6 separate regions of the Homo sapiens genome follow, and all the other regions are linked to region 1. The links are chromatin loops, found by intact Hi-C in ENCODE. Cell type or tissue: mammary epithelial cell. All regions are shown on one strand. Region 1 overlaps FNDC1 (fibronectin type III domain containing 1). Region 2 has its middle 39 kb from the start of SOD2. Region 3 overlaps FNDC1 (fibronectin type III domain containing 1). Region 4 has its middle 84 kb from the start of SOD2. Region 5 has its middle 71 kb from the start of FNDC1-IT1. Region 6 holds the start of LOC101929142 (a long non-coding RNA gene).

What was found. Peaks named below come from ENCODE experiments on the same cell type or tissue, not always from the same donor. Only the 100,000 strongest peaks of a DNase experiment are listed, where the experiment ranks them.
Region 2: it touches region 1 in a loop (2.8-fold over the local background); 28 of 110 quality-filtered maps call a loop at or near these places.
Region 3: a loop joins it to region 1, with 9 times the contacts of the local background. A loop is called at or near these places in 9 of 110 quality-filtered maps.
Region 4: a loop joins it to region 1, with 17 times the contacts of the local background. A loop is called at or near these places in 9 of 110 quality-filtered maps.
Region 5: it touches region 1 in a loop (4-fold over the local background); 3 of 110 quality-filtered maps call a loop at or near these places.
Region 6: it touches region 1 in a loop (15-fold over the local background); 5 of 110 quality-filtered maps call a loop at or near these places.

Annotation. Positions count from the first base shown.
Region 1 is chr6:159,250,219-159,255,218 of GRCh38, forward strand. FNDC1 (fibronectin type III domain containing 1) reads left to right here. Exons shown (of 23, transcript NM_032532.3): 17 at 1,084-1,314. Among named protein-coding and RNA genes, the nearest start is that of FNDC1-IT1, 12 kb to the left of the region's middle. In mammary epithelial cell, a CTCF peak has its summit at 2,817 (motif pointing right); a DNase peak (open chromatin) is centred at 2,933; H3K4me3 peaks cover 417 bases; H3K27ac peaks cover 563 bases.
Region 2 is chr6:159,651,961-159,656,960 of GRCh38, forward strand. No RefSeq gene overlaps it. Among named protein-coding and RNA genes, the nearest start is that of SOD2, 39 kb to the right of the region's middle. In mammary epithelial cell, a CTCF peak has its summit at 2,762 (motif pointing left); no DNase peak of the experiment used is centred here.
Region 3 is chr6:159,171,822-159,176,821 of GRCh38, forward strand. The region is part of intron 1 of FNDC1 (fibronectin type III domain containing 1); the gene reads left to right. Among named protein-coding and RNA genes, the nearest start is that of FNDC1-AS1, 4.3 kb to the left of the region's middle. RefSeq lists an enhancer at 2,496-2,790. In mammary epithelial cell, a CTCF peak has its summit at 2,620; no DNase peak of the experiment used is centred here.
Region 4 is chr6:159,606,846-159,611,845 of GRCh38, forward strand. No RefSeq gene overlaps it. Among named protein-coding and RNA genes, the nearest start is that of SOD2, 84 kb to the right of the region's middle. In mammary epithelial cell, a CTCF peak has its summit at 2,330; no DNase peak of the experiment used is centred here.
Region 5 is chr6:159,309,292-159,314,291 of GRCh38, forward strand. No RefSeq gene overlaps it. Among named protein-coding and RNA genes, the nearest start is that of FNDC1-IT1, 71 kb to the left of the region's middle. In mammary epithelial cell, a CTCF peak has its summit at 2,525; no DNase peak of the experiment used is centred here.
Region 6 is chr6:159,461,694-159,466,693 of GRCh38, forward strand. It overlaps LOC101929142 (a long non-coding RNA gene), which reads left to right and starts at 1,664. Exons shown (of 3, transcript XR_943178.4): 1 at 1,664-1,726; 2 at 4,654-4,818. RefSeq lists an enhancer at 819-1,324. In mammary epithelial cell, a CTCF peak has its summit at 1,931 (motif pointing left); no DNase peak of the experiment used is centred here.

The sequences.
Region 1 (5,000 bases):
CCATGGACAAGTTCTAAAGGCCTAGCTTCAGACTAATTTTTGGAAAACACTGCCTTAGCTGTGTCCCAGGGACTCTGTATCTTTGTTCTCATTAGTTACAAAGAACTTCTTGACTTCTGCCTTAGTTTCATTATTTGCCCAAAAGTCAAATAGAGAAACTAAAAACTGCATTCAGTCCAAATAGCCAATGAGAATGACAACCTAGCACCAAAAGATACAGTGGAATCTTCAGAAATTGCCAGACATTGTTACTGGACATCACTTGAGAGTTTTGCATATATAAAGCCCCAATCCCAAGTCCTTGGCATTTCTAATTTAGTGGGATATAATAGAAAGAGTTAAGGGCTGGGGGTGACAGCCTGCTATCTGATCCTTGCATAGTGGGTACTCTCAGCGTTGGCAGGCGAGATGGTAACATGAGGCCATCGGTTCATATCCTGCCTTACTCCCAGGACCATGTATCCCCTGAAATAAAGTATGTAGAAAAATCTTCAGCCATCTGTAAATGTGAGTAGCTATTGTTATACTGAGTAGTAATGTTGTAGACAGTAGTTCAGGCCGGGCCTTATGCACAGATGCTCCAGATTGTTGTGGTGGTTTATGAAGCTCTAGGGAAGGCCACCCAGGGTTGAAGCTAAAGGCTGCATATCTTGATCAGTATAGATTTTTTCCTGGTCCCAAGATAGTCAAGGAAATGAACTGTGTTGAGAGAATGCTAGTAAAGTGTTGGGTGGGCCTGACTCACCCTTTTCCAAATGTGGGGCACAGGAATGGCAGCGAGCTGCAGGCTTATATTACATTGAATTATAGTTTCATGATCTCTCAAAACCACTTTGCGGGCATAGTCATTGATGTCCATGGGGCAATAGGATCTTTTGGAATTACCAGATTGAAAGACACAAACACATGGATCCATCAAGGAGAGCTGGGGGTGTGTTTCTGAGCTTGGCATCAAGGCTGATGGAGCCTCCGTCCAGCAGGAAGAGACCGAATGGTGGGTCTGACTCTGTGGAACAGATGCTATGTTTCTGCCTCCAGAAAAAGCCTCCAGCAATCCAATTGGTTATCTCTGTTCTTTTCCAGCTCCTTACGTGACGTACCTAAATAAAGACCCATCAGCCCCGTGCTCTCTGACTGATGCACTGGATCACTTCCAAGTGGACAGCCTGGATGAAATCATCCCCAATGACCTGAAGAAGAGTGACCTGCCTCCCCAGCATGCTCCCCGCAACATCACCGTGGTGGCCGTGGAAGGTTGCCACTCATTTGTCATTGTGGACTGGGACAAAGCCACCCCAGGAGATGTGGTCACAGGTGTGTCCTAAGCAGAAATCAGAGTTCCCATGATCTGTAGGTGGGAAATGTGGACAATAAAGAATGGTGGATGAGTGGATGGGTGCATGCATGGATGAGTGGGTTGGATGGGTTGGATGGATGAATGGGATGATGGATAGATGTCTTCCTTCAACTGGATGAAATATAGGCAACAATGGAAGCCTCATGGGGTAGGGTAAGGACTACTGGATGGAAGTCAGAAGTCCTAAATCCGCGTCCCAGATTGATTTGCATGATCTTGAGCTCAGTACTTCATCTTTCTGGGCCTTGATTTCCCCATATGCAAAACATCACTACATCTCTAACATCCTATAATCTTGCAAATGGCCAGGGGGTCCAGCTAGCTCCTTGCAGGATCAGATCCTGCAGTGAGCGTGACCATAAGCTCCCGCTGGGCCACACATTTGTCCCTTTTTGGAGTCAGCCCTGGGCTTGTGCCTCTGCCTCTTTCTCTCCTTTCACGTCTGTTGGGTGCTTCCAGACAAATCTGGGTGCTTCTCAGTTCCTTATGTGGGAATAGGAGGTGATGAAAAAATGCCCAAGGATCTTGAGCCTCCTTGGCCTCTGAGATGTTTAAGTTCACTCTGCCAAGGACATATTTGAAGATACATCTTGAAATTTAAGTTCTTATGGAAAGAGAATTGATATTTTCTGTGAATAATTGCAAATTTTTTTTCTGGGCCTCTGAGCTGTGTAAGAGGAAGAAGTATGGCTGTGGCTGTGTGTGTCTCTGACTGGGAGGTAGCGGTCGCATTAGAGGTCAGAGTTTGACATTCTCTGCCATTATTGTGCTAGTGCAGTTCGCACAATTCAAAATTTCTAGTGCTTGTCTTGGTGTTCCCACTATTATATCTTACAATGAAAAAATGTGTCCAAGAATATCCAAAGAGCATCTTCTCTTGTGGAATTTGTACAGCAGCGCAAAAGCTAGAATAAGGGACACAGAAAAGAAGGCTTCTGGGTATTCTGCCAGGTGAGACTGAAGGGCGTGGGATGCAGGGAGGGTTTGGGATTAAGGGGTTCGAGTCTTTAGTGGAACTAAAAGTGCAGTCCTGGGTAGGTGCTACACGGACCGCCGTGAAGTCTGTGGTGTTCCAAATAGAATGCAAATCAATCAATGGAAGGAGGCAAGCTTGTAATCAAACATCCAGAAAATCTTTTTATTAATTGAACACACTTCTGTGAATGGTAATTTTTAAAAGCAAGCAAGAAAGCATACAGAAAAATAATTTAAAACCTTACTTTAAGCTGTTTAGCTTTTGACCTCTTGCATAACAGATATTACTTAACATAAATATATCACTGCGCCCTGATTCAAGGGGCTTCTAAGAAACATTGGCTGCAGAATGAGAGTGTATTGGCCCCACCAAACACGCCTCAAGGGTTCTTGCAGTGAAGAAGGAGCTTTCAGAGAACTCCCAACAAATGTCTCTGAGACTTAATTTAGATGTGATTTCTGTATTGTCCTGTAGAGGTCGGGCTTCTGAAACACCCATGCCTAGGCATTCCAAGCCATTCAAAGCTCCCTAGAGCCTTCATGTCCTCACATGCCCCACCCTGCACCTCATCTGAAACGAAACCTCAGAGCCCTAATCATGAGTACTCACGACACTAGCATAAATAATATGGATGAGGTGTTTATAAGGCACTCCCAATACAGAGCCGTGCCAACTCCTGTCAAGCTGATTACTGTGGAACACTGCAGCACATGACACCCTGTGGTGTGGGGGAAAACACCAGACTCCGCAAGGCTCAGAGAGAGAATAGCGGCAGCTCGTCATCCATTAGTGAACCAAACACCGGCTCTTTCATCTGCAGAACAACGAAGCCAAGTGAATACATCCTAAACTTAAATGAAGCATCACATTATCGGGCCCCCTGCAGGGCATTTGAATCCTGCTGGCTACATGGATGTTGTGTGCTCTGCTCATTTTCACCTGCCATTCTTTCTTTCACAAGCAGTCAAGTCAATGTGTAATGAAGTGGTGCCCGAACAGTGTGAAACTCCTAGAATTCCTGCCTGCAAACTGTTGCTTTCCCAAATCACTCCTAATGAATGAAGTTATTACTTTATTAGGAGTGATTCTGTAGGAAATCACCAACGTGATGACCTCTTAGTTTTTCAGGACCAGCTCATCAGTCACTTTCAGGACTGGTTTTGATGAGAACAACAGAGAGATCAGGAGTTATGATGTGCCCAGCAAGCACCTTATCAAAACCCAGACACAGGATCAGCCGAGAAACCAGTGCCTTACATGGGAAACGCAGGGTTCTGATGGAAGCCAGAGGTCCAAGAGTCTAAGCTTTGCCAACTCCATTGGAAGCTGGGTTTCCGTGGCACACGTGTGACCTCCGTCCCCTCTGGGGTGGGCCATTGTGTGCAGCACCAGTGGAAGCATATGCAGGGCTTGACTGCACTGTGCCAGACGGGAAATGCCGTGAGGAGGGCAGCAACTCTTCCCAAGTTCAATGACTCTCCTCTAGGGAACAGTGTGGGGAGGGCTCCAGGGTCCAGTTCACCTGGCTTCCAGGCCCAGCTTGCCCATTTGTTAGTTGTGTGACACTAATCAGTGATCATAGGGTGCTAAATAAAATCACGTGCACCTCTTAGGTGCATTCGATGTTATTGATCTTTTCCTTCTTCTTAACTTGTGTGATCTCTCTCAACCTCTTCATCTCCTTGCAGGCTTGTACAACATTCAGTGGTGGAATTTCTCAAGGCTTGGTCCTGGGGCCTCTTTTCCTCTTGCTCTGTCTTCTCTCCCCTCAGAGTCTCAACCATGCACATGGTTTTAATTCATCTCAGAAATGAGTCATTGATTTATATCTCAAGGCCAGGCCATCCTCTCCTCTGAGCCCCAAATAGTAAAATCAGATGCAAATCGTAAAATCACTTGATGTCATCACTGGGATGTCTCCAGAGCATCTCAGACTTGGTGTATAAAAAATCAGACTCATCCTGGCTAACATGGTGAAACTCTGTCTCTACTAAACATACAAAAAAATTAGCTGGGCGTGGTGGTGGGTGCCTGTAGTCCCAGCTACTCGGGAGGCTGAGGCAGGAGAATGGTGTGAACCCGGGAGGTGGAGCTTGCAATGAGCCGAGATAGTGCCACTGCACTCCAGCCTGGGCAACAGAGCAAGACTTCGTCTCAAAAAAAAAAAAAAAAAAAAAAATCAGACTCATGATCCTTCCCATCCTTCCCATTCCCAAATCTGGCCCTTGTCTGTGTTTCCCATTTCAGAGAACTGTCCCACTTTCCACACATTTGCTCAAGCCTGAAGCCTTAGAAGCATCTTCAAGTCTCCTTCTATCTCACTTCTATATTCAACTCATCATTAAATCTGGTCAATGTTGCTGTCTGGATTCCTCTTGAACCCATCTATTTCTCTCCATTAGATGCTGTGCTCATCTAAGCTATTGCCATCTCTCACCTGGTTACTGTAAGAGCTGTATAACTAGACTGTCCCATCCACATCTCCACTCCCACACCCAATCCATTCGGCATTCTGCACAGGAGAGATGTGTTGAATATGCAGACCTAATTGTATAGGTTTAATGTCTTAACTGTCTTTCCCTTTCTTTTAGGATGAAAAGCAAAAGCCTAGCTTGGCCCAAGGGTGCTGCCTAGTTTTCCCATCTGTGCTGCTTCAACTTCAGCTCA
Region 2 (5,000 bases), 400 kb after region 1:
TATGTATACATATGTATATCTATACATGTATGTATGTATACATATGTATATCTATACATGTATGTATGTATACATATGTATATCTATACATGTATGTATGTATACATATGTATATCTATACATGTATGTATGTATACATATGTATATCTATACATGTATGTATACATATGTATATCTATACATGTATGTATACATATGTATATCTATACATGTATGTATACATATGTATATCTATACATGTATGTATACATATGTATATCTATACATGTATGTATACATATGTATATCTATACATGTATGTATACATATGTATATCTATACATGTATGTATACATATGTATATCTATACATGTATGTATACATATGTATATCTATACATGTATGTATACATATGTATATCTATACATGTATGTATACATATGTATATCTATACATGTATGTATGTATACATATGTATATCTATACATGTATGTATGTATGTATACATATGTATATCTATACATGTATGTATGTATGTATACATATGTATATCTATACATATATGTATATCTATATATCTATACATATGTATAGATATACATATATGTATATCTATATATCTATACATATGTATATCTATATATCTATACATATGTATATCTATACATATATGTATATCTATATATCTATACATATGTATAGATATACATATATGTATATCTATATATGTATACATATATGTATATCTATATATGTATACATATGTATATCTATATATGTATACATATGTATATCTATACATATATGTATATCTATATATGTATACATATGTATATCTATATATGTATACATATGTATATCTATACATGTATACATGTATATCTATACATATATGTATATCTATACATGTATACATGTATATCTATACATATATGTATATCTATATATGTATACATATGTATATCTATACATATATGTATATCTATATATGTATACATATGTATATCTATACATATATGTATATCTATATATGTATACATATGTATATCTATACATATATGTATATCTATATATGTATACATATGTATATCTATACATATATGTATATCTATATATGTATACATATGTATATCTATACATATATGTATATCTATATATGTATACATATGTATATCTATACATATATGTATATCTATATATGTATACATATGTATATCTATACATATATGTATATATGTATACATATGTATATCTATACATATATCTATATATGTATACATATGTATATCTATACATATATGTATATGTATATATGTATACATATGTATATCTATACATATATGTATATATTTTGTATATGTATACGTACATATAAAAATATCTGTAAGTATGTGTGTATATGTATATATGTATAGCTATACATATATATCTATATAGGTATTTAGCTCTGCCCATCAAAAAGACCCACAAGCAATGATACTCTAACAGCAAGGAGCTCACTCGAAACCACTCTACACAAAAAGACCCAGGGCTCTGAGGAGAAATGGCTGCTTTGGGATCAGAGGAAATACAATTTGAACTTTGAACATGTTGTACCAGAAATTATTGATGGGCATATCAAAAGGTCATAAAAGACATCTCGAAGTACTTTCCACTGACTAAATCTGAAACAATTTGAGCATCAAAATAACCTATTGAAAGAAATAAAAATTCGTCAGTCTATAAATAAATAAATAAATAAATAATTTGAAAGTTTGATAATAAACATGATACATAGTCTCAAAGTAACTCCTCACAAAAGTCCTATTAGCTACAAAGGGAAAGAGAATCTGTTTCCAATGGAGAAGGCTGGCAGACACGAGGAGAATCAAGTGATCAAAGTTAACATCACTGATAATGAGACAAATCAACACGGTGTGCCATCTGATGGTATGCAATAAGATGTCTGCCAAATATGCGTAACTTGAATCTGATATTACAAAATTTAGACAATCCCAAATTGAGGGATATGCTACAAAATAATGCGTGTAATCTCAAAAGTATCAAGGTAATGGAAGACAAGGAAAGACTATGGAGCCAGTCCAGTTTGAAGGATGGTAGGAGATATGATAAGTAAATACTCGGGGTGATTGTGGACTGGGTTTTGCTACAAAGAGCACTACTGGAACAATTGGTGAATGGTATCTGAATGGCATCTGAGGATTACAAGATGGTAAGGTATCAGCGTAAATTTCCTGATTTTGATGGCCATATGGTGGCTATGGAGGAGAATGGCCTTGTTTGCTGGAAATGCACATAAAGTATTAAGCGGTGATGGGACGTCACGTCAGCAACTTACACCCCAGTGACTCTGGAAAAACTAAGGTTCTTGTACTATAATTGCAACTTTTATGTAAATTTTAGATTGTCTCAGAATAAAAATAATTTAAAAGTTTGATAATGAAAATAAAGTAAAAGATTATCAGTTCTCAGTGAACAACAACAAAAAAGTTCTGGGTAGAGCTCCTGTAATCTCTAGGGATTACACCTGTAATCCCAGGTACTCAGAAAGCTAAAGCAGGGGGATCTCTTTAGCCCAAGAGTTCAAGACCAGCCTGGGCAACACAGTGAGACTCTGTTTTATCTAAACAAACAAACAAACAAACAAACAAACAAAACAAAACAAAACAAAAACTTCTGGGTAATATGTGTCTTAGCAGAACTCCTTTAAGACTGTTCCAACACCCTGAACCCACTCTGCTTTTAGGTAAATCCTATAACGTGAAAGGCAGAAAAGTGTAGAAATACTGCCACCTACCGGTTATGGAACAAATATATTTAAGTTAATAGAAAAAAAGAATTCTGAGATTTACTTGGTTGATGGAAAATGGAGCTTTTAAGGGACATTAACCTTAGAAGTTGTTGGAGAGCAATGGAAACAGAGGTCTTTTAACCTTGAGGCATGCCTAGGAATTCAATCTGAAACTCAGAGCAGATGGCAGATGGTTTTTTGATTTTCAGATGAGCCCCAGGGCATACTCTAGAATGGGGAGTTTAAAGAGAAGAGGTTCATCTAGAGGGTATAATAAAGACAAAATAATTTTTCACTCCCCACCCCAACCTCAACAGCCTTGGCAAAGATGAATTCCCTAGAAAAGAGAAGAAATGGGAGTAGGGTACCAGGCCAGGACTCAAGGAGGGAGAAGACTGCTAGCAAGGCCTAAGCTAACTCGTGGGGCAACATTGTAAGACCCAGAAGAGGAAGAATATCCTCTTCCTCCGAGCAGGTGCAGCTCCACGGGAGAAGTTTCTGACCTTACCTGGAACTGAGTCAATTTAGAGAGCTGAGTGAATTACAGGGGTAGAAGAAGCAGCGGAAAGGCGCTGGGAGCTCACTGGCCCCCAAGCAGGCCATTCCTGCCTGGCACCACCAGGCACCTTCGGGAGGGTGGCCAGAGGCATGGTGGAGGTGGGGGAAGGATGCCACGGGGAGAAGGAAGTCTCCAGCTGAACTTTGTAACAATTTGAACTGGGTGAGAAGCCTCCTGCCCAGAACTCGGGGGAGGGTGCGAATCTGGTGTGCAGACTCCACAGGCAAGGAAAGAACCAAACCCTTTTCTTTCACAGCTGGGAGGTGGGTAGCCTGGGGCAAGTTCTGAAGCCCTGCTGGGGCTGTTGGCAGGGGCACTGTGGGAGTGAAACCAGCTCTTCGGATTGCATGGGAGCTGGGTGAGGCCTATGACTCCCGGCTTTCCCCCGCTTCCCTGACAACCTGCATGACTCTGCAGAGGCAGCCATAATCCTCCTAAGAACACAACTCCATTGACCTGGGAACCTAACTCCCAACCCCCACAGCAGCAGCAGCAAGACCTGCCCAAGGAGAGTAAGCTCAGACACTCCTAGCCCTGCCCCCACCTGATGGGCCTTCCCTACCTACCCTGGTAACTGAAGACAAAGGGCATATGCTCTGAGGAGTTCTAGGGTCCCGCCCACCGCCAGTTCCTCTCCATACTACCACCGCTGACGCTCTCTAGAAAGAGCTACCTCCAGCAGGAGACCAACCAGCACAAAAATAGAACATTAAACCACCAAAGCTAAGAACCCTCACAGAGTCCATTTCAGCCCCCTGCCACCTCCACTGGAACAGGTGCTGGTATCCACAGCTGAGAGACCCATAGATGGTTCACATCACAGGACTCTGCAGACAACCCCCAATACCAGCCGGAATCTGGCTAGACCCAGAAGAGAGATAAAAATTACTGTAGCTCAGCTCACAGCAAGCCACATCCATAGGAAAAGAGGGAGAGTACTACATTAAGGGAATACCCCATGGGACAAAAGAATCTGAACAACAGCCTTCAGCCCTAGACCTTCCCTCTGACAGAACCTACCCAAATGAGAAGGAACCAGAAAACCAATTCTGGTAATATGACAAAACAAGGCTCTTTAACACCCCCAAAAAATCACACTAGCTCACTAGCAATGGATCCAAACCAAGAAGAAATCCATGATTTACCTGAAAAAGAATTCAGGAGGTTAGTTATTAAGCTAATCAGGAAAGCACCACAGAAAGGTGAAGCCCAATGCATGGAAACCAAAAAAACACAATACAAGAAGTGAAGGGAGAAATATTTAAGGAAATAGATAGCTTCAAGAAAAAACAATCAAAAATTCAGTAAACACTGGACACATTTATAGAAATGCAATATGCTCTGGAAAATCTTAGCAATAGAATTGAACAAGTAGAAGAAAGAAAATCAGATCTCAAAGACAAGGTTGTTGAATTAACCCAATTCAACAAAGACAAAGAAAAAAGAATAAGAAAATATGAACAAAGCTTCCACAAATTCTGGGATTAAGTTAAATGACCAAACCTAAGATTAATTGGTATTCCTGAGGAAGAAGAGAAATCTGAAAGTTTGGAAAATATATTTGGGGGAGTAATCAAGGAAAACTGGCCTTGCTAGAGACGTAGACATCCAAATACAAGAAGCACAAAGAACACCTGGGAAATTTATCGTAAAAAGATCATCACCTAGGCA
Region 3 (5,000 bases), 78 kb before region 1:
TTAGGGATGATTTTTATTTTCTTCTTTAAAGAAGCTTTTAGGGAATTTTCCATGTCAAAACTATTTTCAAAGTAATACTAAGATTACTAAGATGCTATTTTCCTTTTTCACAGTTGACATTTGCACTGAGGGTGCAAAAGCTTGATGGGTAAACTGCGGGTGTCTTACTGAGAATCAAGGCAGGGACATCACCATGCACTAGTAGTCTTTGAATTTTGGGGGGACTTTGCAGTTAAAAAAAATTTGCCAGTTTCATTAAGAATGTTCTTGATGCCACAGTAAAATTATTAATTTTACCAAATCTTTGTATCTTTGAGTGTATGTCTTTTTAATAGTGTAAATAAATGGGAAGGACACATAAGTTACTACTGCTGATGACCAAGTTCAGTGGCAACCCCAGGGGGAAGCACTGGTGTGATTGTTTGTGTTATGCATTAAGCTAGCTGGTTTTTTAAAATGGAATGTGGTATTTACCACAAAGAATGACAACAGACAAACTAGAGCTATTCTGACTTGGGTATTTGGCCGATGTTTTCTCAAAAATGAACAAAGGGAACTTGCTACTTCTAGTAAAATAACTGCTATTATTGCTTGCCAATGATAACATTTCAGCTTTCAAGTGAAAATCAGAATTTTGCCAAGTTGTTTCCACCACTGTAAGCTTGAAAGTTTCCCAATATTTAAATTTTTTTCTAGTGAGATCAATGGTGATATAAATGAATGTGATTTGTAAATGTCATCTCATAAAATGTGTCAACATTTGGATGATCTGCATAACCAAATAAACCAATAGATCCAAATGACCAGTGTATAGCCTTACAACAATCTTGCATGGGTAAAAGGTCTGTTCAAAGTGCATGATAGCCCAATGGATTTTTAATGTAACAAAATATGAAAAATTCTTCATATGATTTCAGATTCTAAGAATTGGCTACTTGATGAATTTTGGTGTAATATCAAAGATTTTTCAAAATTATCCAAAAAGGCTATTGAAATAGTTGTCCAGCTACACATCTGTGTGAGGCTGGGTTTTCTCCAAGCAAAACGACATATTGCAATAGATTGAATGCATAAGCAGATCGGAGATATTCTATTAAAAAGATTTGCCAAAATGTAGAAACAAAGCTGCTCTTCTCACTCATTTCTCTTTGTTTTGGGAAACAGTTACTTTTCATATAAATATATTTGTATGTCAACATGTAATGGTTTATTATTGTTTTTTAAAATAAATAAGTACATATTTTCGTTTTAATTCCCAGTAAAGTCAATAAGGATAGATAAAACTCACAGAAACATAACCTCCTTGGCATCCTCGTAAATTTAAGAATAGAAGATAATTCAGACACCAAAATGTTTGAGACACACTGGTATATACGGAGGGAAGTAGGTTAAAAATCAGGATGCCTGGGTGTGAGTGGCAGTGCTGTCCTGCACCTCTGGGGGCCTTGGGCTAGTCTCCGCGCTTCAGAATAGGTCAATTGAAGGAGGCTCCTTCCATCTCTGGAAGCCTTTAGAAGCTCGCCTGTGGCTCAACCTGCATGTGGCTTTATGGGGTTTCCCTGTTACTTCAGTCCTCTTTGAGAGAACGTGGTGAGACCCTCTCTCCTTTTTTGTGCACTGGCACCCGCCAATGGCAGATGGAAGAGCTGTTTTGTTCATCAACTGATCATGAAATTTATTCCTGTGGAATCAGAGGTTGTAATAGGATTGCAGAGTGACAATTTGCACCCCTGGAAAGTTATCACCAGACAGTTCCAGAGCATGATGAATATACTCTACCAAGACCATTCACATCATACTTAAGTTCTAAAGGCCCGTTCCCTGAAAACAGGAGGGGAAGGAGAGTGTATTCATTTCCTATTGCTATAACAAATTGCCACACACTTAATGACTTGAAACAATACAAATTTATGATCTTTATTATAGTTATAGAGATCAGAAGTCTGAAATGTGCGGTACTGGGCAAAAATCAAGGCCTGCATTGAAACTTTAAGGGAGAATCTATTTCCATGCTCTTTTTACCTTCTAGAGGTGCCCACATCCTTGGTTCTCGGGATTAGGACAAGGACATCTTTGGGGGATCATTATTCTTCCTACCTCAAGGGATGAGGGGGGCAGGGAGCCTGGAAGCAAACATTTCGGGAGAGGCTCCATCACCCTTGGCTGATTAAGGAGCAGACCTCTTTTCATTGGCCCCCCATGGAACTTAGGGATTTCTTGAGTTATAATTAAACTGTTATCAGAAGCTATTATTTCAGTTAAAAAATAGAGGTATTTAAAGGTATAAAAGTAAAGGAGAGAAAGGACTATGTATGTGTATGTATTTACTTGTAACTGCACAGAACGTTTCTGTTAGAATACCCATGAAACTACAAACTTTGGTGCCTTTGGGATGGAGAGCTGGGTCGCTGGGGGACAGTGGTGGATACTGTTTCATCCATCTCTTTTACCAACTTTTGTAGATGTATGTTAGAACATTTGGAATCAGGGAGGTATGTGAATTGGTTATTCACATTCGTGAGCACCCCGTTTTCCTCCCTCCTAAAAGTTATCCTTGCTTATGAAAAACCTGCGTCTTCCTCCCTCGGCCCGGCCTGGGCAGCGCTTGCGCTCTGAGGCCCTTAGAGGGCGCTCCTGGACTTCTGGAGCCGAAGCCACCACCCGCAGGCCCTTCCGTGCAGCCCTAGTTGGACTTAGCTGTCGCTGCGGCTTTATAGAGATAAGAAAATTAGGACAAACATCCAGTTATCTGCCTTGTTTCTCCCTTAGTGCTTGCCTTTTGGCAATTTTTCTACTCATTGGCGCTTTCTTCATATATTAAATGGGAAAGGACAGATCACTAATTAAGAGTCGAAATGGCTGCGTGTTAGCAAATTCAAATAAGCACTGATGAGAAAGGAAATTGCCTAGACCTGCAGCTGGGGTCAGAAGCCCGCTGGCTGTTGGGGTGCCGCTGGTGCCTCTGCAGGCCTCCACCAAAGATGCAGCAGCTGGAAGATGGGGTGAGAGCAAGGGATGTCTCAGGGGTACCAGCCTCAGGAACTGCCTCCTTGGCCCTGATGGGTCCCGTCTCAGCCTCTCCCTTCCACCACCAATGTTAATTTTTGTATCCAGAGAGGATAATATTACAATTATAATGTCAAATTATTATAATTATATACTATGTATTCTAATTATTATAATAATGCTACACTTGTAGCAAAATAACTTGAGAGGTGTTCATGTTAATTACAAAGTAGATGCTGCTCACATTTTTTTTACCGCAGTCTCCTACATGTGGACGAAATGATTTAATTATGGCATCCTTATAATCTATAAAGTACAATCTACATAATTCTATTTTCAGTTTTATGAGGAATTCCTAGGTGTACATTTTTACTTCCTTTTAATAATAACTGGCAGTTTAAAGTGTTACGGAGTTCACCATTTCTCTCTGTTATTTAATTTAATTTTCACAGTGACCTTACGAAGTCAGTAACATCCTCATCTTGCTACTGGGGCAGCTGAGGTCAGAGAGGTTAACTGGTTTTCCCTAAGTCTGTAATCTAATACTCAGTCTTTGCGGTCCAGATCCCACACTCTCCCTGCAGACACCCCTGTTCTGGTTGGTTTGAGCTTTTACTGTATCTCCTTGTTTTCTTCTCTAGGCTGGATGTGAGTGCCAACACTCACATCTTTGATCTGCTCAGAATGCCTTCCTGAGTTTACTTCTGTAACATTGCTGTCGGCTGTTGAAAAATGATTATGTGAGGTACTGAAATGTGTTGAACTCCAACAAGGCTAAACTTAAGACAAAGTGGCAGTGAATGTAGCCTCTGTTACAAGATGGATTTGGCCTGTGGATGTGAGCAGGGTCCTCACTGTGGGGAAGCCCCCTTTCCTTGGTGGTCCTGTTAAGCTCGCCTGTTGGCATCTTAGAGCCGGTGCTCGGTGTCTAACCTGTTACCCAAACTCTTTGCTACTCTCTGTGAGTGCTTGATCTTTACCGTGGAAATCACAACTTTGAACCTTTGAGACTGTATTTAACCAGAAGGCTCCCGGAAGTGCTACCACCTTGTGCTAAGACACTCAGTTTTGTTTACTGGACCATTTAAGTCAAGGAAAAATGCTGAGAAACATTAGTGGCTAATCTATATGGTTGACAAGTCCCTACATCTCACAGAGGTGGTGAGGCTGATGCTCACAGCGTTAAAGTGTCTTGAACTTCTCAGGAGAAATGTGCCATTTAAATGCTGGGCTCTGCTATTTAGGGACTGTTTTATGGTGTCACGTCCCTTCATCTGGTTTATTAGGTCCTAATTGAGCCACCAATTTGGCTGTGTGACCTTGGGTGGGTCATAACTCTTCAGGCCTCAGTTTTCTCATCAGCAAAGCAAGGGGATTGACCTAGATATTGTGAAGGGCCCCCCAGCTCTAACTTTGTGTGAGTCTCCATTTGAAGGAGGTCCATTCATTCATTCATTCATCCATTCAGCAAGGGTTACTGGGAGTCAGACAAAGACACAAAGTCAGATGAACATAGTGCCTGCTGTCAGAGGACACACAGGCAAGGAGGGCTGGATGAGGATAATACAGACAGGTGATACGTGCTAGGACAGAGGTAGCACAGGTGTTTTGAGGGTGAATTGACTGGGAGGTCAAGGCCAGCTATATTTGAGCCCTTTTGAGAAGGACATAGGCATTAGTTGGAGAAAGATGCTGAGGAAGGACATCTCTGGTCGAGGAACAGACCCTGCTGCACACGTGAAGTCATGTGCAAGGAACCAGGAATATTCGAGGTGGTTCGTGCTAAGTGCTGCTCTGGGTCAATGGTGGCATTCGGGGTTGGAGGTGTAGGAGGCACCCAGCTCAGGAAAGTCCTGGGGTCTGACCTTGATCCATAGTGTTGGTGGCCACCGAGGGAGTGCCATAAGGTGGCATGTCGCTGGGTCAGTGGGAGGTCAGGTAGCAGCCAATCCCAGTACTGCATGAGGCTCTGGCCAGAAAGGGCCATTGAGGCT
Region 4 (5,000 bases), 360 kb after region 1:
ATCCTTTATCATTTATTATAAGGTAATGCTAGCTTCACAGTGTGACATACGAAGTACTCTCTTCTTTAATTGTCTGGAAGAATTTGGGTAGAACTGGAATAATTTTTTTTGTAAATAATTGGTATGACTCATCAGTGAAACCATCTGTGCTTGAAGTTTTCTATGTGGGAAATTTTATAGCTACGAATTCAATGTTTTTAATACATACAGGACTATTTAAGTCATCTATCTCTTTTTGAGTGAGCTTTGGTAATTTACATCTCTCAAGGAATGTGCCCATTTCATCTAAGTTGTCAAATTTATTGGCATAAAATTGTTCACAATAGTCCTTTATTATCTTTTAATATCTGTAGAATCTGTAATGATATCACATCTCTCATTTTTTCTATTGGCAATTTGTGTCTTCTGTCTTTTTTTCCTGGTCAGTATGGCTAAGATTTATTAATTTTATTAATTTTTCTCAAAGATAAATATTCTCTATTGTTTTTCAAGTATATATTTTATTAATTTCTTTATTATTTCCTCTCTTCTACTTACTTTGAAATTAATTTGCTTTTTAAGAAATCGTTTGTTTCCTGAGTTGGAAAGTGAAGTCATTGATTTAAGACTTCTCTTCTTTTCTGATATAATTTAGTGCCCTAACTTTCCCAAGTACTACTTTAGTGTCATGTCATAAATTGTTATCTGCTGCATTTTCATTTTAATTCTGTTGAAAACACTTTTGAATTTCTCCTTTGAATTCTTTTTTGATTTATGAGGTTTTTTAGAAGTGTGTTGTTTGATTTTCAAAGATCTGGATTTTCTAGAATTTTTTTTGTTACTGATATCTAATTTAATTTCATTAGATGAGAGAACATTTACTGTATAAGTATTCTTATTTTCAACGTATTGAGACTTCTTTTATGGCTAATTATATGATCTATCTTAGTAAATGCTCTGTGTGCACTTGAAAAGAATGTGTATACTGCTATTGTTATGTGGAGTGTTCTATAAATGCTAATTAGGTCAGGTTCATTAACAGTGTTGTTCAGGTCCTCTTCTATATCTCTGACAATTTTTCTGTCAACTTGTTCTTTTCATTATTAATAAAGAGGTATTGAAATCTCTAACATGCTTGTGGCCTGGCTATTTGTCCTTGTAGTTCTATCAGTTTTTGCATTACATGTTTTGAAGCTCTGTTATTAGGCACATAAGTGTTTATAATTGTTATAACCTCTTGAATTGACCCCTTTATCATTATGAAATGATCTTCTTTATTTCTGTTAATTACTTTGTTCTCAAATCTACTTTGTCAGATATCATTATAGCCATCCCAGTTTTCTTTGGATTAATGTTCCCATTAGCATAGTGTTAGCATCCTTTTTTCAATAGTTTTACTCCAATTTGGTGAGAATTAGAAATCTTCTGGACATTTTTTTTTCTTTTTTAGAGTCTGATTCTAAAAGACAATTGACATTGCCTTTCCTTGGTCTCAGCTACATGGGATACAGTGGAGGTGGGAGGACTTTTCAGGTTCTTCCCAGCCTGTGACACTTCATATCAGTGGGCCTGGTGAGGCTAGGATAGCTCCGTAAGTTCCCATACAGTTAGTTACCTACTAGAGTTAGAATATTTGACCTATGAACCTCATCCCACCTTTTACCCTATTTGCTTCTGAATCTTCATATTCAGCCCAAGAAAACTCTCTCATTTTCCTGATTGGTCTCACTCTTCTAACTGTAATCATGGCATATCTAATTAGACAGTACCCAAAGGTAGTATAGGGAACAGGGTGGGGGCCCTTTTATTTGAAGTGAGCTTACAATCATGGGAGAGATTCAGCTGTGAGTGCAGTCAACTCTAAATGATCAACTGGTTGAGATACAACATAAAAAAGAAATTGGAGTTTACTGAGGTAGTGAGGCTGGGGAGGAAGAGAAAGGTAACAAGGTGCCCTGAAGACAATTAGTTAATAACTACAGATATTTATCTTTCTGTCTTGAGAGAGCTAAAAGCACTACCCAGGAGTAAATATTTGTCAGATGTTGGCATCAGCCAATGCTTCTTCTAAGCTCCTCTTCAGCCATTCATCAATGTGATGCAAGCTCTCTAGTGGCCATGGCTCCAGATCTTCTCTTCTCATTGGAACTCGCTTTTCGCCTCACCTACTTCTACCCACATGTGCATTGCTGCATTCTCTGACTTCATCTTAAAGTTGTCTCTCATTCTTCCCACTAAACTGCTGGAAACAGAGATAGTACAAACCTTACTCCCCAACCCTGAAACCCCAATGTATCTTGATGAGTACTTGTCCCATCCTTTTGCAAGGCCAGTGGGGCTCTGCTGCCACCTAACTTTTCAGACCAGCAGCACACCTTGCAGACCAGAGATTGCAAACTCATAGCCCCAGGCCAAGTCTGTCCTTCAAGGGTATTTATTGGACGATACATTGTACTTCTATCTTTAATTTCAAAAACTTTAAAAGTCAGGATATTTTACATTAAAATGTTAATTTCCAGCGTATCTTGAAAAATCAGAACCCCTGGCAACACAGGATTTGTCTTTCTAAATGGCAACTCTCTTTAAATGGGCACTTGCTCTCCTGGTGGTCACAGTCACCCCCAGCTGGGTTCCCTCACATTCTTTATCTGCTTGGTCCCTATGAACATTTGGCGCTGTTATTTCTGCTGCAGATGGAAACTTGTGCAGGATAAATATGGGCAGATGCTTTTTTTCCTCTTTGTTGGATGTCACAAACATAATGTCCAGATGTAAGAATTATTTTTAAGAGAGCAGGCGTATAAGACATTTGGACTAAATTATAAACTGTAATGACAAAACTCATCATTTTGCTTTGAGAAATATTGCTTTAAGCCATTTCCTTTAGGCTGCTCACCTGCCTCAATTCTCAGAACTATGATTCGGCCCTGTGTTCATCCTTCAGAATTTTTATGTTTAAAAGATTTGTTTGAAAACACTTAAATACTGACATACAAACTTTTTTTGGCCACAGCATTTTAAACGAAAATAGTATGGAAAGTACATCCCAAGGAAATTCTGAACCTTAAGAAAATGCATATTTTACCACATGTTTTCAATTATTTTGGAATGAAGTTGAAGCTGTGGAGACCAAGCTTGGCACTGGGAACCATTGGCCTGGTCACCATCCCCACAGCTTTCATCATATGACACACAACAGCCTTCCAAACAGAGCCTTCTGAGGTCAGCTTCCAAGTGTCATCTGGCCCAGTCCAGGCCTTTTACAAAGAGAGGAAAATATGTATTATCTACCCTCAAGCTCATGCCCCAGTGAATAAACCAGGATGTGAGATTCAGATGCTTCATTTGTCCTGCACATTGACTCTCAGAGGTGCCAGCTACCTTCCCACCATCTTCCAGGTTTCATTCTTCATTGGAAACAGAAAAGCCTATTAGGGTAAAACTTTATTTTTCTACATGTGTTGGCTTTGAGAGATGGTTTACTTTGAACACCCACCTAGGTTGAATGAGAGTCTTCCCTGACTCAAAAATGGCACAGTATTATTTATGGCCAAGTACAAAGTTTCTTTGGATGAATTATAGCAGAGATTCCATGAACCAACACCACATTCAAGGGACACTCGAATGGTCGAGTAGCAGTCGATTTAGTGTGTGCCAGGAGATCTCAAAGAGTCACTCCTTTAGATGTGTAGGGGAAGAATATTTTTTCTTCAACCCCCATAGGTTCTTAGTTGGAATGGACTCCTTAGAACTAAAGACAGATTAACAAGAGAAAAACAAACAGAAGCTTATGAACATGTATGTCTTGTATATACATGACATATAAGACACCCAGAGAATGAGTAATTCTCCAAGAGGTAGCCTTGATTTCAGCTTATATAGAGTCTTCAACAAAGAACAGTTAATTTTTAGAGAAGTGACAAAACAAAAAAAAAAGGACAAAACAAAGGAAAAGTTGCTAGGGGCAGCAACTAGTAAAAGGCAAATAAATGGCAGACGAAGGCTAGTTAGCAAAGCTTGCTCCTATAGATTCTTCTGGTACCATCTCCAGACAACAAAGGTCTAAAGTTGTGTTCAGTGGTTAACCTTCACTCTCTCTGGTAGAAGCGCGGCAGGACACCTTTTGTCTTTGCAAACCTATGTCCCACTTTAGGCAAATCGAGGTGGGGCAGAGAGCTCTCCTGCATCTGCTTTCTCTTGTCTTTAGTTCAACAAACCTTCATGTTCTGGGCTGCATGTTCTGGTCTCCCACAAACAGATGGCATTCCAGCCACTCCTCAAGAGGCCTGGCAGTTCTGCAGAAGTGTTCGTGGGCTGCCTCAAGGAGGAAAAGCCAAGAATGAGGGCTCAGCCCCCAACCCAGGCCTCAACTAAAGCAGCTCTGTCTTCATCTGATTTAATATTAGCCTTTAGAGTAATGTTTCGTTTAAAGAAAAAAATCCATGAACGAAACATTCAAAAACCACTGCTTAGGTACAGATAATATTTGGACACCTGAATACACTCCCACAAAAACTGTTGTTGTTTTTGAGACACAGTCTCACTCTGTCCCCCAGGCTGGAGTGCAGTGGCATGATCTCGGCTCACTGCAACCTCCGCCTCCTGGGTTCAAGCTATTCTCTTGCCTTAGCCTCCTGAGTAGCTGGGATTACAGGCATGTGCCACCGCACTCAGCTAATTTTTTGTATTTTTTAGTAGAGACGGGGTTTCACCACGTAGGCCAGGATGGTATCGATCTCCTGACCTCGTGATCCACCTCCCTCGGCCTCCCAAAGTGCTGGGATTACAGGTGTGAGCCACTGTGCCTGGCCTTTATTGTTTTTAAACAGCATGCAAGACCTACTATAACCATCCCTCACTCTTAGAGCTATTTCTTTCCTGAATTTAGTCATGGAAGTCCAGATTGACGTGTAAGGCTGCTTCTATTGAGAGACTGCTACCAGGCTCACAGTGTCAAATTTCCACTATAGCTTCAATTAATTATATATTTTTTGAGATTTTCATGTTTAACACCAAGCTAC
Region 5 (5,000 bases), 59 kb after region 1:
AATGGGATCAGCTATAGGGAATCTAGGGCCTCAGCTGGGCATGTAAGTAGCAAAAAGTCCATCCAGATAACTGAGTTTGGCCAAAATCCAACAGGACTAGAAGCCTGCATCACCATCTTTAACCTGTGCTGGAGGAGATTAACATTTAAATCTTTTTATATTTATTTTTTGAATGATAATTATCTTTAAAAGGGGCAAAGTAAAAGATAATTGGCATACATTGGCCTTCCAGCTTAGGAAGAGGAGTTTTGAAGCTGATGAATGTACCAGACTTATTAGAACTTGCATTCCCTTCGCCTGGCCTCAGAGTGACATGTTGACAGCTCTCCAGCACCCTGCTTGAACTTCTTAGGGCACTGGGCCATTCCAGGGTCATGGTGCCTTCCCTCCTTTAAGGTACATACAGCTGAAAGCAGCTCTCAAGTGTGCTTTTAGGAAATCCAACCTTGGGCCCACCTTAGACCTTTTGAATTGGAATACTGGAGGGTAGGTCCTAGAGAAAAGTCAGTTTTTAAGCTGCCTGTGCTATTTTGACATCTTGCCTAGTGGAATCCTACTTGTCTACCAGAGTTTGGCTTAAGCACTGCTTCCCTGACTCTGTAGCATGGGGTGCCTGGCACATCCCAGTATTGAATAAATGTCTGTTGAGTGAACAAATAAATGAATGGATCGGTAAGTGACTGAGTGAAGGTCAAGGAAACAAATAAATAAGAAGCCAAGTTTGGGAAATACTACTGGGGGTAAAAGTCCCATCTACAGATTAGCTTTTCTGATCTCTGCTAGCAGCATACTCCTTATAATAGGATATATGTATGTTAAACTTGCTCTGAATAGGGGCCACATTGCCAGCCTAACAGGGGCAACCTATGTTACCAGGAGGCTGATATTACCCAAGTGACAAGTCAGAGTCTTGTCTGTCTTACATTATCCTGGGTCTCAAAAAGGACCATAGTTACTGGGGGAGCTCCTATATTGATGTGATGGTTAATATTGAGTATCAACTTGATTGAATTGAAGGATGCAAAGTATTGTTCCTGGTGTATCTGTGAGGGTGTTGGCAAAGGAGATTAACATTCGAGTCAGTGGACTGGGAGAGGCAGACCCACCCTCAATCTGGGTGGGCATAATCTAATCAGGTGCCAGTGTAGCCAGAATAAAGCAGGCAGAAGAACGTGAAAAGACTAGATTGACTTAGCCTCCAAGCCTACATCTTTCTCCTATGCTGGATGCTACCTGCCCTTGAAAATTGGACTCCAAGTTCTTCAGCTTTGGAACATGGACTGGCTTCCTTGCTCCTCAGCTTGCAGATGGCCTACTGTGGCACCCCACCTTGTGATTGTGTGAGTTAATACTCCTTAATATACTCCCTTTTATTAGTTCTGTTTTATTAGTTCTGTCCCTCCAGAGAACCCTAATATAAGTGATAACAATGTTATAACACAGCAATTGTCAATTAAGTCACCACTGTTGATAATTTACAACTCACTGAATTCTGTCATGAGTGATGTTCTCCCAACACCAAAGCAGTGGGAGGGTCAAAGTGTCGGTCAGGCTGAACTTTATATGCATAGAGTCACAAATTCAACTGTTCCAAGGAACAGTTTCCTCTCGGCAGGCTGTCTTTAGCGTGATATACACCAGGCCAGGGCGAATGTGTGAGATCTTGCTGGTTTTTGGGTAGTTCGAAGATAACCTAATTACAGGGCCCAAAGAATGGCGAAACAAGTCACCCTGGGTCATGGGCTAACTTAACAGGCACAATTGAGACAAGAAGGGACAGATGGTGGTGGAGGTTTATAACCTTTCTAGAAGTCAAGATAGGCAAGAAGTGGAGTGGCTGAGACGACCTAGGCCAGGCCTGCTGGCAGAAGCTGAAGCAAGCTCTAGGGACTAAAGTTAGCACCTAAGAAGGGTCTGGAAGCCAGAATTACCAGGTCTAGCATAAACCTGTGGACAGGGGTCCAGAGCTTTAGTTGGGGTTTCGAAGATCTTGACCCATCTCAGAGGACAGCCCAGGTTCAAAGTGGACACAACCACACACCAGAGCAGCTGGACACCTACCCTACACATTTAATTTCACCAGAAAGTTATAAAGTCAGTATTATAATCACTGCCTATTGCTGAGATGGGCAATAGTTTCAGATAATAGCAGTAACACAGTTAAGGTTTGTTGAGTATTCATACTGTATTAGCATGCATTAATTCACTTGATTCTCAAAATCCAAAAAATACTGAATGTCCAATGTAGACAGGGAATTGAGCAAAGTGCTAAGAATTTAAAGAGAAATAAAACATTGCCATCACCCTCATGAGCTTTGAGTCTAGCACAGTGGTTTCCAATAAGGACAATTCTGCCTCCCAGAGAACATGTAGCAATGCCTAACAGCCTTGGCTGTCACGGCTGGGGGAGGGTTCCTAGTGGCACCCAGCAGGCTGGGTGCCAGGATGCTGTTAAATACCTCACAATGCACAGGATGCTGCAGCAAAGAGTCATCCGGCCCCAAATGTCAACAGTGCAGAGCTTGAGAAACCCTGGTGGACAAAGTGGAATCTACACGTACACCTGTAAGTGCAATGGGGTGTCCCTTGTGAGGAGATGAGGATGTATAAGATGCAGTGGGAGTTGGATAGAAAGGATGATCAATTGTACTGGAGTGTGTGCAGGGAGCCAGGGGGTGCAATGAATGGAAAACGCTCAAGAAAGAGTTTGGAAAGATGGGTCTTGAGAGATGAGGAGGCGCTACCCCAGCAGCCGGGGTGTGGGTCAGGCAGCATCCTCTTAGCAGGGGCAGATGTATGAGCCAAGACCAGGGGCATGCTGTGGCCTCTTAATGCCTGGAGAAGCTGTCAAGTCCTTGGTATTAGGTTCCATTCAGTTACAAAAACTACTTTTTGAGATGTTTAAATACAAAGATAATCACATATCAGTTTTGCCCTCAAAGAGCTCAAATTGTATAAGACCAGCCATATCTCTAAATCAAAATAATTCCTCTTGGCAAGGTTTTGTTTTGGCACATAACTAAGAAAACATTGTAAGTTAGAAAAGTTCCCAGTGTTGATTCTGACGTGTATTCTAGACATTCACTACTGTTTGATTCACTGGAAAGGGTTTAAGATCAAGCCAGTGAAACCAATTTTCCTTTGTGAATGCTCTGAGTTTAGTCTGAGAAGTACAGGAAGTTAAGAAACTGCCCAGTAAGTTTCCTTTGCAAAAGAGGGCCTAATGAGATCAAGAGCCTATAAAATATTTTTGGAATTTGCTAGAACTTCTTGCACTTTCACCTAGGGCTGTCACTTTGTTAATAACATTTTCTTACTTCAGTCCCATTACATAGGAGTTGTCAGCTAACCAAGCCAGTCCTCTCTGCTGTAGATTCACTTATTAACAGAGGGCAGAAAGATGATTTACAGAAATGTTGGCTTGTATAGCCAGAATTTAAATGTACTCCAATATACTAAAAAAAAAAAAAAAAAAAAATAGCAATGAGATGTCAGGATAAAGAGAAAATGTACTAAGGGTTACATAAAACTCTCCTTGATGTGGCAAACAGACTTTTCTAAAACCCTGGTATTCAAACCCTCTTCTTATGGCCTAGGATAGGGTTACAGGGACATCATGTGCTTGATAATTGATCAAACCATTTGAAATAACAACATAAAAAGTTAAAGCTTTGACAAGCTTGATGCTTTTCAGAAGACAGCCAACTTGCAAAAGTGCTGATGTGCATCTTTGCAAAGTTCTATAAAATTGTGGTGGGAAAAGGGAAATTTATATTGGAAACCCTCCACTCATCAGCTGAATTTCCACTGCCCTATTTACCAGGCTGTCTGGCTAGCTGTTGGCTGGCTGTGATAGGGGCGAGGACAAAGCCCGCTCATGTCCAGATACAGGAGGTTGCACCTCGGCCAGCTGCCAGAGAAGTTTAACCAGAAGGGGCCACCAGGCCAGCAAAGGCGAGATGCCCATGTGATATGGGGGCTGGGAGGTGGGGACCAGTACGGAAGGAAATAAGACCCTAAGCCATGGAAGAAACCTCCTTGCCGGAGATTACAGATGATTTTATAAGCAGAGGCAATCTTCTGTCTGGTCAGAGAGCAGAGAAGAAAACATATTTACCTTGTGGCCTTACTAAGGGAAAGAACGGCAACCCTGTGACTGCAGGGAGCTTCAAAATACTTATGAACAGAGCTCCTAGGGTCTTCCCTGAAAAGAGAAAACAGATCTTCCTGTGTTTTCTTGTTCACAGATGTGTGTGCCTGAGTTGTGCTGATTCCTAGTGGCTTGTGGTTAAGTGTGAGTTAAAGGATGCTTGTGTCAGAGTTGGAAATCGTGTCCCATCATTGGAATAACGGGTTGTCATCTTTTGAATCATTGCCTCCATATTCCTGTTGTTTTTACTGTTTTTCCTTCACTAATTAATCTCACTTTTTTTTTTTTTTTTTTTTTTTTTTTGAGATAGAGTCTCACCCTGTTGCCCAGGCTGGAATGCAATGGTGCAATCTCGGCTCACTGCAACCTCCGCCTCCCGGGTACAAACGATTCTCCTGCCTCAGCCTCCCGAGTAGCTGGGATTATAGGCACCCGCCACCACGCCCAGCTAATTTTTGTATTTTTAGTAGAGACGGAGTTTCACCCTGTTGGTCAGGCTGATCTCAAACTCCTGACCTCGTGATCCGCCCACCTTGGCCTCCCAAAGTGCTGGGATTACAGGCGTGAGCCCACTTTTATTCTCTTGTCCCATGTTCTGGGGAGGAGGGAGGAAAAGAAAGACCATGTTACTGGAGGGGTCTACACGAGCTTGGGGAGACTCTACCTGGTAAGGGGCACCCGTGGGCTGAATGAAGCCCACCCAGCTCTGCTGAGCCTTGAGCCTGGCATGGAGCTGCTGGCAGCCTTTTTCTCATTCATCCACACAGATGTGATGCATTGAATCCATCCACTGCAGGGGACAGGTTTCCCTCATTCCACGAAGATGCTGCGTGTGCTGGGCTGGCCCTGG
Region 6 (5,000 bases), 210 kb after region 1:
GATTATCAAAATCTAGAACCCCAAGTATAAAAGCTATCTCTCAGTAAGCAGTATTCTGGGATTTCAAATACAAGGTCCATAGATCCTCAAGGGATCCTTGCATGGAATTCAGTGGTCTGTGGACCCTCTAAAATTGTATACAAACTTTTGTGGCTATATGAATATCCACACAGTCTTTGAAATTCAAAATTAGGTACCACATTTTAATACCTTATCAAAATTTTTGATACCAAAACCTAATTTACAACATATTAAATTTTCTCTTGTGGGGGTGCTGTTATCAAGACACAATACCCTAGCTAAATAAACATTTAGTTTGGTTAACCACACAGAGGACATAATAAATTAATTTCCCAATTGCTATTCCATGCTGTTGACAAAATTATCAGTTTGGTCTTTAACTCTCTCTCTCTCTCTCTATCAGTTAGCCTTGTGCAAAACACTATTTTGCAAAGCAGATATTTTTAACCACACTTTGCAGATGTGAAACCTGAGACTCAGAGAGGTAGTAAGTTATTGGGGCCCTCCGCTGGTAAATAGAGGGACCAAGATCCTAAAACCAGCCTATTGGGTCCTGAAGCCTGTGTCTCTTCAGTGAGGCAAACCACTATCTGTTGAAATTTATAATTTGTTTCCTGAAATGAAGAATTTCAGTCCAAGATTTTCCTTTAGTGGTGGGATGGTTAAACAAGTATATTTCACACCAGCAATTACATTCGTGAAATATTTTTAAATATTGGTGGTTCTGACATGGTAAAAGTCGTTATAATGTATTTTTTCTAATTTTAGCTCTGAACAATCAATTAATGGCAGCCTAAAATGCGGCTGTAACCCAGTTTAGAACTTTCCAAGAATCCTCCCATTGGAGCCAGATGAAGCAGCCTAATGTAGCAAATGAGAACTTCTGAGTCCAGAGCGGGGCAAGCTCCAATCTGCCAATAGCCTTGCCAAGAGAGCTGGAGGAAGTGGGGGAGTCACGTAACCGCCTACCTCCTCTTTCCCAAAACAGGAGCCACATACCAACCTCTCAGCAGGGTGGGTTGGGGCCACAAGACTTAGGGCCTACCTCTCCTCGGTGGCCAATGACATTTAAAGAAAACAGTTGACTGCATCTGTGAAGATGTCATAACGTGGAGCTTCCCTGGGAGAAAATAATTTGGGAAGGGAGGGAGACATTACTGATATCTTTAAAACACAGAGTGTTCAAAATGAGAGAACCACGTGCTTCTCTCCATACCACTGGGGTGGTTTTGGTGCCCGTCTTTGGTGTGCATTGCGGGTCTTTGTGGGGCCTGTGGTAACAACTCATGATTCATCAACTACAAGTTACCATCACAATTTCCAAGTCATTGGGAAGTATTTCATCCCCCAGAGCGGCAATTTTCTCCATCAGCAAGAGAATCAAAAGGAAGTGGGAACATCTGGCTCGATATGAAAGCCTGAGAGTGCCCCGACATACACAGGCTACGGAGAAGTCGGCCCCTTGCAGATATTGGAAAGCAAAGCTCCGTCTACCTTCGCCAGCCACAGTTTCCAGCATCGCTTCCAAAAATCAATCTTGCATATTTGCTGGCGGACCCACTTCTAAGTGATTGGATTCTAGCACACTCCAATCAAGCATCAGCTTTGGTTCTTATGACGCAGTCACTAACATCACACACGACCAAAACAGCAGGGCGCTCTCTCAAGTCTCCTCTTACTGTGCCATCGTGGGGAACAGTCTCATGTGAGTGCAGGCGTGGGCCGGCTTCCCTTAGTTGGGAAGGGAGGGAGATATTATTCATATCCTCTCCACAGTGCACTCGCTTCTTCATGCTCATGTAGAAACACAGACATGTGCCTGTGGCTAGAACTCTTATCCAGGTTGATTTAACCTAGAGAAATGACGCTTTAATGTCACCATCAAAAAGCTAACCAATAGTTCTTAATGGAGGGATTACTGCCCCCTAGAGAGCATTTTGGAAATGTGTAGGGGCTTTATTTTACTTTATTTATGTATTTATTTGAGAGGGAGTTTTGCTCTTTCGCCCAGGCTGGAGTGCAGTGGCACGATCTCGACTCACTGCAACCTCCGCCTTACGGTTTCAAGTGATTCTCCTGCCTCAGTCTCCCGAGTAGCTGGCATTACAGGCTTCCACCACCACGCCTGGCTACTTTTTGTATTTTTAGTAGAGACAGGGCTTCACCATGTTGGCCAGGCTGGTCTCGAACTCCTGACCTCGTGATCCACCCACTTGGGCCTCCCAAAGTGCTGGGATTACAGGCGTGAGCCACCGCGCCTGGCCCTGTTTTACTTTATTGATAGTCATGAAGATGGGGTGTGACCTCATTTAGTGGGTGGAGGCCTGGAATACTAGAGGGCCCACAATGCAGAAGACGATCTTGTGGAACTTTTCAATGTCCCACCAGACAGTTATGCAGGTGACAAACTTGTTTATAATTTTCTGAGCCTGGAACCCAACTCCACTTTTACATATAACTACAAATTATTTACAGTTAGGATGGAGAATCACTCTTCTAGCACATAATTAGGGGTTCTAGGAATGTCTGGTGTCAGCCAGGAAAGGGTCCAAGCTCTGAAACGAAATCATCAGGCTTTGAAATTGGGCTCTTCCATTTACCAATCTGTGCCTCAGTTTCCTCCTCTGTCAAATGGGGCTCACAACAGCACCTGCTTCATGAGATGTGAGAATTAAATTAATGCATATTAAGCCCTTAGAACAGTGCCAGTTGTTTCTCACCTTGTGACAACGAAAGAAATATTAGAAAAATATTCAGTATAATCCCATTCCTCTGAAACAGCATCCAAATGTCACCTGTTAGTAACATCTCTAAGATGAGAGAATGTTCTAATTTAACACTGCTATTTTCCTTCAAGGTGGCAAACAACAATCATTCACATTTTTACATCTTTTAGTAGAGTTCTTGATTTAGTAAAAATCAGACTTAGGTCAAGTTGGACATTACTGAACTGCTGGCCACACTGCAAGCCCAGGTTAGAGCTGGAGTCAGTCCCAGAGAGACTGGAAGGAGAAAGTATCCCACACTCATTTTAAAGTAAATAAAAAGATTCTCAAGTATATTTCTCCATCTTTCAATATTTTGAGCATTTTCAGACACTTAGAGAGTGTGAGCAAAAATATTTAATCTTTAAGTTAACAGAGGGGCTTAAAAACAATAAGATACTGCAGCAATCTGAGGACTGAGGGGCTTCAGGATGACTTTAAGAAGAGACTTCTGCAGAGCTCAGATGCTCGATACGCAAAGGAAATCTGTCGGAGCGGCGTCCAGCTAGCTCCGTGCGTGCACAGACACTTGAGCATTATTTTCCTGGCACTCAGCAATTCATTCCCCAGACCTGAGAACATCATCTAAATCTTAATTGACGCCATAGCTACACTTGACTGGGAGAGGAAGACGAGTCCAGGCTCCATATGTATGTAAATCACATATTATAATTGGATCTGTAATTCTCATTCCCTTATTCACTTTTTCTAATTTAATTCACAATAATATATAGATATAAGGTATAGGTTATTGTAAATTAAATTAGATATATAATATGTGTGTTTAGATACAGAGAGACAGAGACAGTGTGTACCATTTTATAATATGAGAGCTCTGCATCTTCTAAGACCTGAGGAAGGTCATCCCAGCTTTCTGTCAGGAAAGGAAACAGCACTTCTCAAAAAATAGAAAGGTAACATGTTCACCTAGTGCTCCAGCACCTCATCCATTCTGGGGATGCTGTAGCTGCCATTTTTTTTTTTATAATTGACTTCCCCCTATACTCAGTTACTTCTAGAATGGGACTCAGCAAACCTTTCCTTAGAAAGAGAGAAATAGTAAATATTTTAGGCTTTGTGGACTGTCTCTGTGTCTCTGTTTTCTTCCCTTTTTTTTTTTTTGAGACAGAGTCTCACTCTGTCGCCCAGGTTGGAGTGCAGTGGTGCGATCTCCGCTCACTGCAAGCTCCACCTCGTGGGTTCACGCTATTTTCCTGCCTCAGCCTCCCGGGTAGCTGGGACTACAGGCACCCGTCACCATGCCTGGCTAATTTTTTTTTTTTTTTGTATTTTTAGTAGAGACGGGGTTTCACCATCTTAGTCAGGATGGCTCAATCTCCTGACTTCGTGATCCGCCCGCCTCGGCCACCCAAAGTGCTGGAATTACAGGTGTGAGCCAGCCACCGTGCCTGGCCTTTTTTTTTTTTTTGGCAGAGTCTTGCTCTGTCACCCAGGCTGGAGTGCAGTGGCATGATCTCGGCTCACTGCAACCTCTGCCTCCTGGGTTCAAGTGATTCTCCTGCCTCAGCCTCCTGAGTAGCTGGGATTACAGGTACACACCACCACACCCTGCTAAGTTTTGTATTTTTAGTGGAGACTGTGTTTCACCTTGTTGGCCAGGGTGGTCTTGAACTCCTGACCACAAATAATCTGCCCGCCTTGGCCTCCCAAAATGCTGGGAATACAAGCGTGAGCCACTGTGCCCGGCTTCTTCTTCTTCTTCTTTTCTTACAACCATTAAATTTTAAAAAATCATTTCTGCTAGATGTAGCTTGTGACATAGTTTACCAACCCCGGCTTTAGAATGGGCCTAATAGTATTGCCCAGGATGGATTCAGCTCACGTGAAGGCTTGCATTCTTTGGCAGAGCATGATATGGAGCTGGAGAGGAGGGGAGAGGAGAACAGAAGGCAAGGTGGGAAAGGACACCTGGCAGAGACAACATCTGGATCCTGAACCTGGAGGAGAAATCCACTTATATCTCACTTTAGATTTGCCAGCTGCTTTTATTTTTATTTGGACTTACAGAAAGGTGAGGCTGGGTGTGGTGTCTCATGCCTGTAATCCCAGCACTTTGGGAGGCCGAGGCAGGTGGATCACGAGGTCAGGAGATGGAGACCATCCTGGCCTACATGGTGAAACCCCATCTCTACTAAAACACAAAAAAAATTAGCTGGGAGTGGTGGTGTGCGCCTGTAGTCCCAGCTACTCGGG